2 separate regions of the Homo sapiens genome follow, and region 2 is linked to region 1. A link is a loop called in an ENCODE intact Hi-C map of the cell type or tissue named here. Cell type or tissue: body of pancreas. All regions are shown on one strand. Links, peaks and the distances in the headings refer to the core of each region. The heading gives the core; the rest is flanking DNA. Region 1 has its middle 30 kb from the start of EPHA8. Region 2 has its middle 17 kb from the start of ZBTB40.

Region 1 (4,399 bases), core at 202-4,201:
TCCTCTCTGAAGCCTTAAGGGATCCTTATAACACCCACTTTTCATTTATCTCTTGAATCTCAACTGCCCCGAAAGTACAAAGTGCTGAGCAGATAGCTGTAAAATAAACTAAACCTTTCTTGGTGAACAGCTGAAAATGTCACATTGCTGGCAGCCAACAAGGAAACAAGAGCAGGAGACCCGGATGGGATGTACATGAGTTCTGCAGGAAGCACCCAGTGTTTAAGACGAGGGGAGGGGCATCAGATCCCGCAGCCCTGACGCTGTAGAGAGCAGAGGAGTTGGGGAGGTTCTATGCTCACTCCTCCTGGGACAGTTCTGGAGGAGCACAGATGGACCCTTGTTCAGAGTCCGCAAGTGTGTTTAGGAAGGAATGCTGCCCTGCCTAAGTGCTGTCTTTGGAGAGCAGGGCTGGAGCTGCCTATGTCATATTTTGGGCAGTAGTCCTGAGAGTGTCCCAGCCAGCTGCAGTGGGTAATTGTAACATACAGTTGGGCCCCAGCCACATTTGAAGGTATGCAGAGGTGAAGTGCTGCTGCAGGTCGGGTGGGATTGAGCAGAGCTAGGAAGTGGGCCGAGGGGTTCCCTCAGTGATCTTCTGGGCCAAGGTGGCTGGCTGGAAGGAGCTGAGCAGCATGGTGGAAAAGACATGGGCTTGGGAGCTTCCTAGCTCCACGTCTTACTAGACAGATGACCTTGGGCGAGTTTTTCCTGACAGTGACTATGAGAAGAAAGTTAACATTTGTAAAATATCTGACAGAGTATAGACGCTTCGTAGATGATGGCTGTTCGTGTTTATAATATTTTAGAAGGGCCTGGAGGAAGAGCTGGGGCAGAGGACAGCTGGAAAGGAAGAGCTGGGGCGGAGGACAGCTGGAAAGGAGGTACCTAATGTGTCCTTAGATAACAGGGTCTGAAACCCAGTGCAAGGGTCTCCAAAACCAGGGTAAGAGGAGGCATAAACCCAGAGACCCCAGCCCAGGCCAGAGTGAACAGTGGTACGAGGGGAACAGGATCTCCCGGGTTGGAACAGGGGCTCTCAGCTCTTTGGCACTGCAGCAGAGGGGTCGCATCTGAGTAAAGGCAGAAACCTGGGAATGTTGGGTGGGGACACATCCAGTGAGAGCAAAGGAAATGGAAAAACTAAGTCTGCAGTGATTTTTGGCTTCTCTGCCTCTTTAGTGTTCACTGTCTATCCTTTTCTCCATGGGCTTATGCTCAGGATATGTTTGGAGTGAAAGGTTAAAGGGGCTCTGGCACCATGCAGAGGTGTCCTAGACCAGGGTCTTTACTCTTCATTAAGAGATGAAGAGGTTATAAGGACGTGGACATAGAAACCAAGTTCATGTTCTCGAGAATGTTCTGCAGGCTTTTCTTCGTGCATCTGTCCTGCCTTTTGGCCTTTCACCAGGGCAGGTGTAGGTCCCATGCCCACCAAGACCTCTGTATCTCCTCCGCATACTCAGACTGGGCAGTACTCAGTGGATGCTTAGCAGATGCTGCCGACTGCTGGAGACAGGGACTCTGACCTTGGGCTCTCTCTTCCGAGGGGTAGAGGAGCTGCTTCCTATTCTGCAGCTCTGCACCACATGTTCAGTATGAGCTGTTTCTAGCCAGTCGTGGAATACGCTATTATTCCATCTACTCTCCATCCACCTCATGTCTGCAACCTTGTGAGGCAGAGCCAGCACTTGGCGGGGTTGCGTGTGCTGCTAGAATCCTGAGCTCCATCGTGGAGAAAGAACTTCCCCCAGCTTTCCCTGTCACTCCCTAAATCTGTATTCTGCGATGTCCCAAATCCATCCACTACACGATTGAAACCCTAGGTATGCAGTTGTGTATTTGGTGCCTTAATCCTCACACAGCTTCATCTCATTTGAGATTCTAACCAGTATGAGGACAGGGACCACATCCTATTTACTGCCCTCGTTTCTCTGAGAGTTAGGAGTGCTGTGTTGGGCACACAGAGGCTCTGCCAGAACCAAGTGGTACCCCTCTTGCTTACCTTCATTTCTCGGCTCAGGGAGAACCCAACTTCCACATTTTACTCTGGTCATTGAGGCTGTACCCCAAGTTACCCGTGGGCTGGTCTGTCAGAACATCCTCCTCTCTTTGTCCTCTGAGGAGAGATTAGCAGAAGGCTAAGAGCAGCCAGCCAGGCCCCACCACTCCCAGCTGCTCTGATCAAACACCATTCCTGCCGCTTCTTCTAGCTCTGGCTCCCCCGGCGCAGGCCAGAAACAGCTGATCAAACACATCAGGACAAGGTCAGTCCAGGGACCCACGGTCCCCTCCAGGGGAGATTTCACAGCCCTGCCATCAGGAGGGTCTGATAAAAATGGGCAGGGGGCGGGGAAGGGGGCCTGTGGGGCTGGCACAGGACCAAACAGCTTTTCATTTTGTTTAAGGTTGAAACCCCTGTGCTCCACACAGGGTCCACACCAAGCCAGCATTTCCAGAAAGGCAGAGCTGGAGCTGAGGAGACGGGAGCTGTGTGTGCACGTATGAGTATGTGGGGGTGAGAGAGATGTCAAGAGCACATGTGGGTTTGGGAGCATGGGATTATTAGATTGTCACAGGATGACTTAAGATCCTCCCCCGCTAAACTGCGACCCCTTCAAGGGCAAGGACTGTGCATTATCCTCGTTCTCTCTCTTACATGCACATGTGTGTACCCAGCAGTTAGCCTGGCACATCAGGTGCCTGATTGCACAGGTATGTTAGACCTGAAGTTCTGGGACTCGGTGAGGTCCTGTTACCGGGCTAAAATGGTGCCTGGCTCCCGCTCCTACAGGACTCATCAGCCAGGTAAGGATTATATATGAATGAGAAACAGATACCAAAACACCCATGTCTGTCCAGACTCAAGATCTAAAGATCCCAGCGCCTACAAATTCTGTGGGGGTTTTGGTTAGTTGGTTGATTGGTTGGTCTTTTTCATGGGTAGGGGAAGGAAGGGGAGGATTAATATTTTTTAGAAATAGGCCAGGCGCGATGGCTCATGCCTATAATCCCAGCACTTTGGGAAGCCGAGGCAGGTGGATCATCTGAGGTCAGGAGTTCGAGACCAGCCTGGACAACATGGTGAAACCCCATCTCTACTAAAAATATAAAATTAACCGGACGTGGTGTGCATGCCTGTAGTCTTAGCTACTTGGGAGGCTGAGTCAGGAGAATCACTTGAACCCAGGAGGCGGAGGCTACAGTGGGCTGAGATCACGCCACTGCGCTCCAGCCTGGAGAAGACAGAGCGAGACTCCATCTCAAAAAAAAAAAAAAAAAGAAATATCCTAATTAATAATTGGTGTTATTACATGCTTACCACACATTAGACACTGGATGAAGAGCTTTTTGTAATTTTTTGTTTTTTTGAGACAGAGTCTCACTCTGTTGCCCAGGTTGGATGGAGTGCAGTGGCACGATCTCAGCTCACTGCAACCTCCACCTCCCAGATTCAAACCATTCTCCTGCCTAAGCCTCCCAGGTCGCTGGGATTACAGGTGTGCACCACCACACCTGGCTAGTTTTTGTATTTTTAGTAGAAACAGTGTTTCACCTTGGTGGCCAGGCTGGTCTTGAATTCCTGACTTCAGGTGATCCACTTGCCTCGGCCTCCCGAAGTGCTGGGATTACAGGCATGAGCCACAGTGCCCAGCCCAGTAATTCTTATTTCTTAGAATTCTAGCACCAACTCCACAATGTAGGTGCTATTATTATCCCTGCATTACAGATGAGGAAACCAACACCAGAGAGGTGAAGTCGCTATGTAGCTAGAGAGCAGCATAGCTGGGGTCCAAACCCAGCTGTCTGACTCCAGAGTCTGCTCTTAAATCGCTTGCTATTTTTAAGCATTTCTTGTTTAATACCTAATCAGCCAGAAAATGTGGCTTATCCCCACTTCCTATGCCTTAAGCAGCCTTGCTGTCACACCTGGACTGTTGTCATAGAGCCAAGGACTCTCCACCTGCTTTCTCTCCTTTCCCGTCCCCTCTGTCCATCCTGCCTGAGACAGCCAGGCAGGCCTAAAACTGCTTTTATCAGCCAGAAATGTGTCCAGGAGCAAAGGGTCATGTCCTTTGCCTTGCGTGGGATCAGTGGCCTGGGTCCTGTCACTTTTTTGGACCCCATGCTCTTCAGTCTCACCGGTCCTCAGTTGACACTTGACAGCTCACTTGGGGCTCTTCCTTGAGATGCAGGACAGCCAGAGATCCTGGCACTGAGGAGACATGTCTCGTATAAGCAGGTAAGCAGCAGAATCGGGAGTAGGTCTGGGCTCTTCGGAGACCTGAGACCTGCGCTCCTCCCACTGCTGCAGTGGCACTGTGGAGCCTGCCTGGAACAAGCCCCTCCAGCCCAGGGGGCACACAGTCAATGCAGGGGGCGCATAGTCAATGCAGGG
Region 2 (4,399 bases), core at 303-4,302, 99 kb before region 1:
GTTAACATGAAGTAAAATTAAAAATTCAGTTTCTTAGTTGCACTAGCTACATTTCAAGTGTTTCATAGCCATACAGGTACATTGGATAGTAAAGTTATAGAACATATCCTTCATTGCAGAAAGTCCTGTTGGAAAGTGTTGCTTTCGAGGTCTCTATTCAGATTCCCTGTTCAGATTTCCATGGTTTTTGTCTCCTGACTGATACATACTCCATTTTTCTTATATATTGTTCCAATGTTTTTAAACAAATACAAATGTATATTCTTATATCTGCCGCCCATCACCACCATTAGCACACAAATAGCAACTGTAATGTAAGTGCAGCAGTTTGACAAATTACTTCCAGTAGGACAAATCCAGAGCCAATTCTGGTCACATTCATTTGTTGAATGTATCGTCTAAGTGCTTTCATGCTACAATGGAAAAGCAAGTCACGTAGTTGCAACAGAGATTATATAGCAGACAAATTTGAAAATATGTACTATGTAGCCCTTTACAGAAAAGGTTTGTTGATCCCTGTTCTATATCTTTGTAAAGTTAACCATGCAGTCAGCCTTCTGTATCCTTGGGTTCCACATCTATGGATTCAACCAACACCAGATCGAAAATGTTTGGGGAAAAAATACAAAAGAACAACACAATCATAGAAAATAAGACAGCTAGGCCGGGTGTGGTGGCTCACACCTGTAATCCCAGCACTTTGGGAAGCCGAGGCAGGTGGATCACGAGGTCAGGAGATCGAGACCATTCTGGCTAACACAGTGAAACCCCGTCTCTACTAAAAATACAAAAAATTAGCTAGGTGTGGTGGCGGGCGCCTGTAGTCCCAGCTACTCGGGAGGCTGAGGCAGGAGAATGGCGTGAACCCAGGAGGCAGAGCTTGCAGTGAGCCAATATCGCACCACTGCACTCCAGCCTGGGCGACAGAGCAAGACGCCCTCTCAAAAAAAAAAAAAAAAAAAAAAAAAGACAGCTAAAAATATGGTACAACAACCATTTACCTAGCATTTACATTTTATTAAGTAGTATAATCTAGAGATGACTTAAAGTATACAGGAGGATGTGTGTAGGTTATATGCAAATATTAAGCCATTATAGATATCAGGGACTTGAGCATCCATGGATTTTGATATACGGGGGTGGAGGGTTAGTTCTAGGACTACCCCTGTAGTCCTAGAACTAACCCTCCACCGATATGGACTGATTTTATGTATTGAAGTTATTTCCCTATAAAGATGCTTAGAGCTTCTTCACTTCTTTAAAACTACATAATACAGCCTGGGTGACAGAGTGAGACTCTGTCTCAAAAATTAATTCATTAATTATTTAATTAAACTGCATAATATGCCATTATATGGATGTATCACAATGTATTTAAGCTAGTTTTTTTTTTGTTTGTTTGAATTTTACTTTTCTCCTATTTCAGGAATCCTTTCAGTGAATAACTTTGTATATACATTCTTTAGTACACATGCAGGTATGTATAAAATCCCAGAAGTGCAATTATTGGGTCACTGGGAAAATGCATTTTAAAATGTTGGTATTATTAATCTGCATAGGGATCGTAGAGTGGAGTTCCATTTCAACCAGCAATGGATGGGAATGCCCGTTTACCATCACATTGTCAGACTTCCAGAATTTTTCCTAATGAGTAGGTGAAGAAAAGATATTTCAGGGTAGTTTTCATTTGCATAATAATACTATGAATTAATCGAGCATCTTTTTGAGTATTTATAAGTCATTTTCGTGCCTTTCATATGTATTAACTGCTTCTTTGTGTCTCTGCTCATTTTTCTAAGATTTTGAAGATTTTTGGTCTTGTTCTTGTGAATTTCTAGAAGCTCTTCATATATTAGGAAAATGAATCCTTTGTCTGTAATATGAGTTTCAAATGTATTTTCCCAGGTTGTTATTTGCGTTTAGACTTTATTTATGGATTTTATAAAATGTGATTGAATTTATCAATCTTTTCTTTTATGGTTTTGGGAATTTGACTCAATTAGGTCTTTGCCACCTCAGGGTTATAAAGAAATTGCCCATTTTTTCCTGGTACTTTAATGTCTACAATTTTTTAGCTTTAAGTCTTTGATCTTTTTATGGTTTATCCTAGCATAAGATGTGAGGTATAGATAAAACTTCTTTTTCAAATTATTACCCAGTTATCCCCAACTTTTAATTATAAAGTTTATCTTTACTTCACATCTTTAGCATAAACTAAATTTCTGTATGTATCTTGGTGTATTTCTGGACTTTCTTTTTGTTCTATTGGTTTGTCTGTTGATGTGCTAATTATTCACTATTTTAACTGTTGAAGCTTTAAAATATAGTTTAATATCTGGCAGGGCTGGCTCTCCACATTCTTTGTTGCTTGTTTTTCCATTTGAACTTGATAGTCAGCTTCTCCAGTTTCAGAAAAAAACGTGTTGGTATGTTTGCTGGGAGTTAACATTTTTACGTTGTTTACCTTTCTTGGTCAAGAAATGGTATGTGTTTCCGTTTGCTCGAGTTTTTCGTTTTATCCTTCATTAATTTTTTTTTTTTTTTTAGACAGCATCTCACTCTGTACAGTGGTGTGATCTCGGCTCACTGCAACCTCTACCTCCCAGGCTCAACTGATCCTCCCACTTTGGCCTCCTGAATAGCTGGGACTACAGGCACCCACCACCATGCCCAGCTAATTTTTGTATTTTTTATAGAGATTGGGTCTCACTATGTTGCCCAGGCTGGTTTTGAACTCCTGAGCTCAAGTGATCCTCCTGCCTTGGCCTCCCAAAGTGCTGGGATTACAGGCATGCGCCATTGTGCCCAGCTTATCCTTCACTAATATTTTGAAGCATATACATTGGTATTTTATCTTGCCTTGCTATTGTAAATGCAGTCTTTTATTCCATTTTTCTCTTCTAACTGGTTTCTGTATATTTGTTTAATATTCCATCTCCACCTTATCTTAGCACATTTTACTTCTTTTTCCTTCCCCCACATCTCTCTCTCTCTCTCTCTTAATATATTTGATTCTTTAGGGCTTTCTAGTTATATAATCCTGTTATCTCTCATTTTTCTTGGATTGTACAGAATAATACCTTCAATTTAATGTTAAAGAACAGTGGTGAGAGTGGGCATCCATGTATTGCTCCTAATTTTAGGAGAAATGCACCAGGGTTTCCCAATGAAGCAGATATACTGTGACAATAATTTTCTTCCTAAAAGAAAAAAAGTGATAAATTAGATTTCATCACAGTTAAAAACTTCTGCTTTTGAATGATACCTTATGAAGATGAAAATATTCATAATACAGACTGAAATATTCATAATACATACATATGACAAAGGACTTGAATCCAAAATATATTTTGGATATCACCTGAGGTCAGGAGTTAGAGACCACCCTGGCCAACATAGTGAAACCCCATCTTTACTAAAAAAAAAAAAAATACAAAATTAGCCGGGCATGGTGGTGGGTGCCTGTAATCCCAGCTACTTGGGAGGCTGAGGCAGGAGAATCATAACTGACAACACCAACTGTTGATGAGGATGTAGAGTAACTAGAACTCTTGCATATTGATGATGGAAGTATAAATGATACAACCACTTTGGAAAACTGTTTGGTAATTTCTTATAAAGGTGCATAAACACCTCTGCCTCCCAGGTTCATATGACCTAGTCTTCACATTCCTAAGTGTTTAAACAAGAGAAATGAAAACATATGTTCACACAAAGACTTGCACATAAATAAATACTCATGCCGGACGCGGTGGCTCATGCCTGTAATCCCAGCACTTTGGGAGGGCGAGGCAGGTGGATCACGAGGTCAGGAGGTCGAGACCATCCTGGCTAACATGGTGAAACCCTGTCTCTACTAAAAATACAAAAAAATTAGCCGGGTGTGGTGGCACATGCCTGTAATCCCAGCTACTCAGGAGGCTGAGGCAGGAGAATCGCTTGAACCCGGGAGGCGGAGGTTGCGGTGAGCCGAGATGGTGCCATTGCACTCCAGCATGGGCAACAAGAGTGAAACTCCATCTCAAAAAAATAAAAAATAAAAAAATAAAAATAAATACTCATAAACTTTATTCATAATACCTGAAGCTGGAAACACACAAATTCATACATTCACACAGGTGAATGAATACACAAATTGTGGTATATCCATATCAGTGGGCCCAGTAATTAAAAGAAACAAAACTGATAAATGTAACAATATGAATACACCTCAACTACGTTATGCTGAGTGAGAGAAGCCAGGCACAAAACACTACATATTATATAATTTCGCTGATATGAAATTCTAGGATATGTTAGAATTCCATATATATTACATATATAATATGTAGTGTTGTATAACATGTAACATGTTAACATATTCTAAAATTTCATATCTAGAAATTCTGAATATGAAATT

What was found. A loop is a pair of places that touch in the nucleus more often than their neighbours do. Peaks named below come from ENCODE experiments on the same cell type or tissue, not always from the same donor. Only the 100,000 strongest peaks of a DNase experiment are listed, where the experiment ranks them.
Region 2: it touches region 1 in a loop (2.1-fold over the local background); 10 of 110 quality-filtered maps call a loop at or near these places.

Annotation. Positions count from the first base shown.
Region 1 is chr1:22,531,223-22,535,621 of GRCh38, forward strand. No RefSeq gene overlaps it. Among named protein-coding and RNA genes, the nearest start is that of EPHA8, 30 kb to the right of the region's middle. In body of pancreas, for the core only: no CTCF peak of the experiment used is centred there; DNase peaks (open chromatin) are centred at 2,229, 2,687 and 3,939; H3K27ac peaks cover 1,915 bases.
Region 2 is chr1:22,432,490-22,436,888 of GRCh38, forward strand. It overlaps a transcript of ZBTB40 not described here. Among named protein-coding and RNA genes, the nearest start is that of ZBTB40, 17 kb to the right of the region's middle. In body of pancreas, for the core only: no CTCF peak of the experiment used is centred there; no DNase peak of the experiment used is centred there.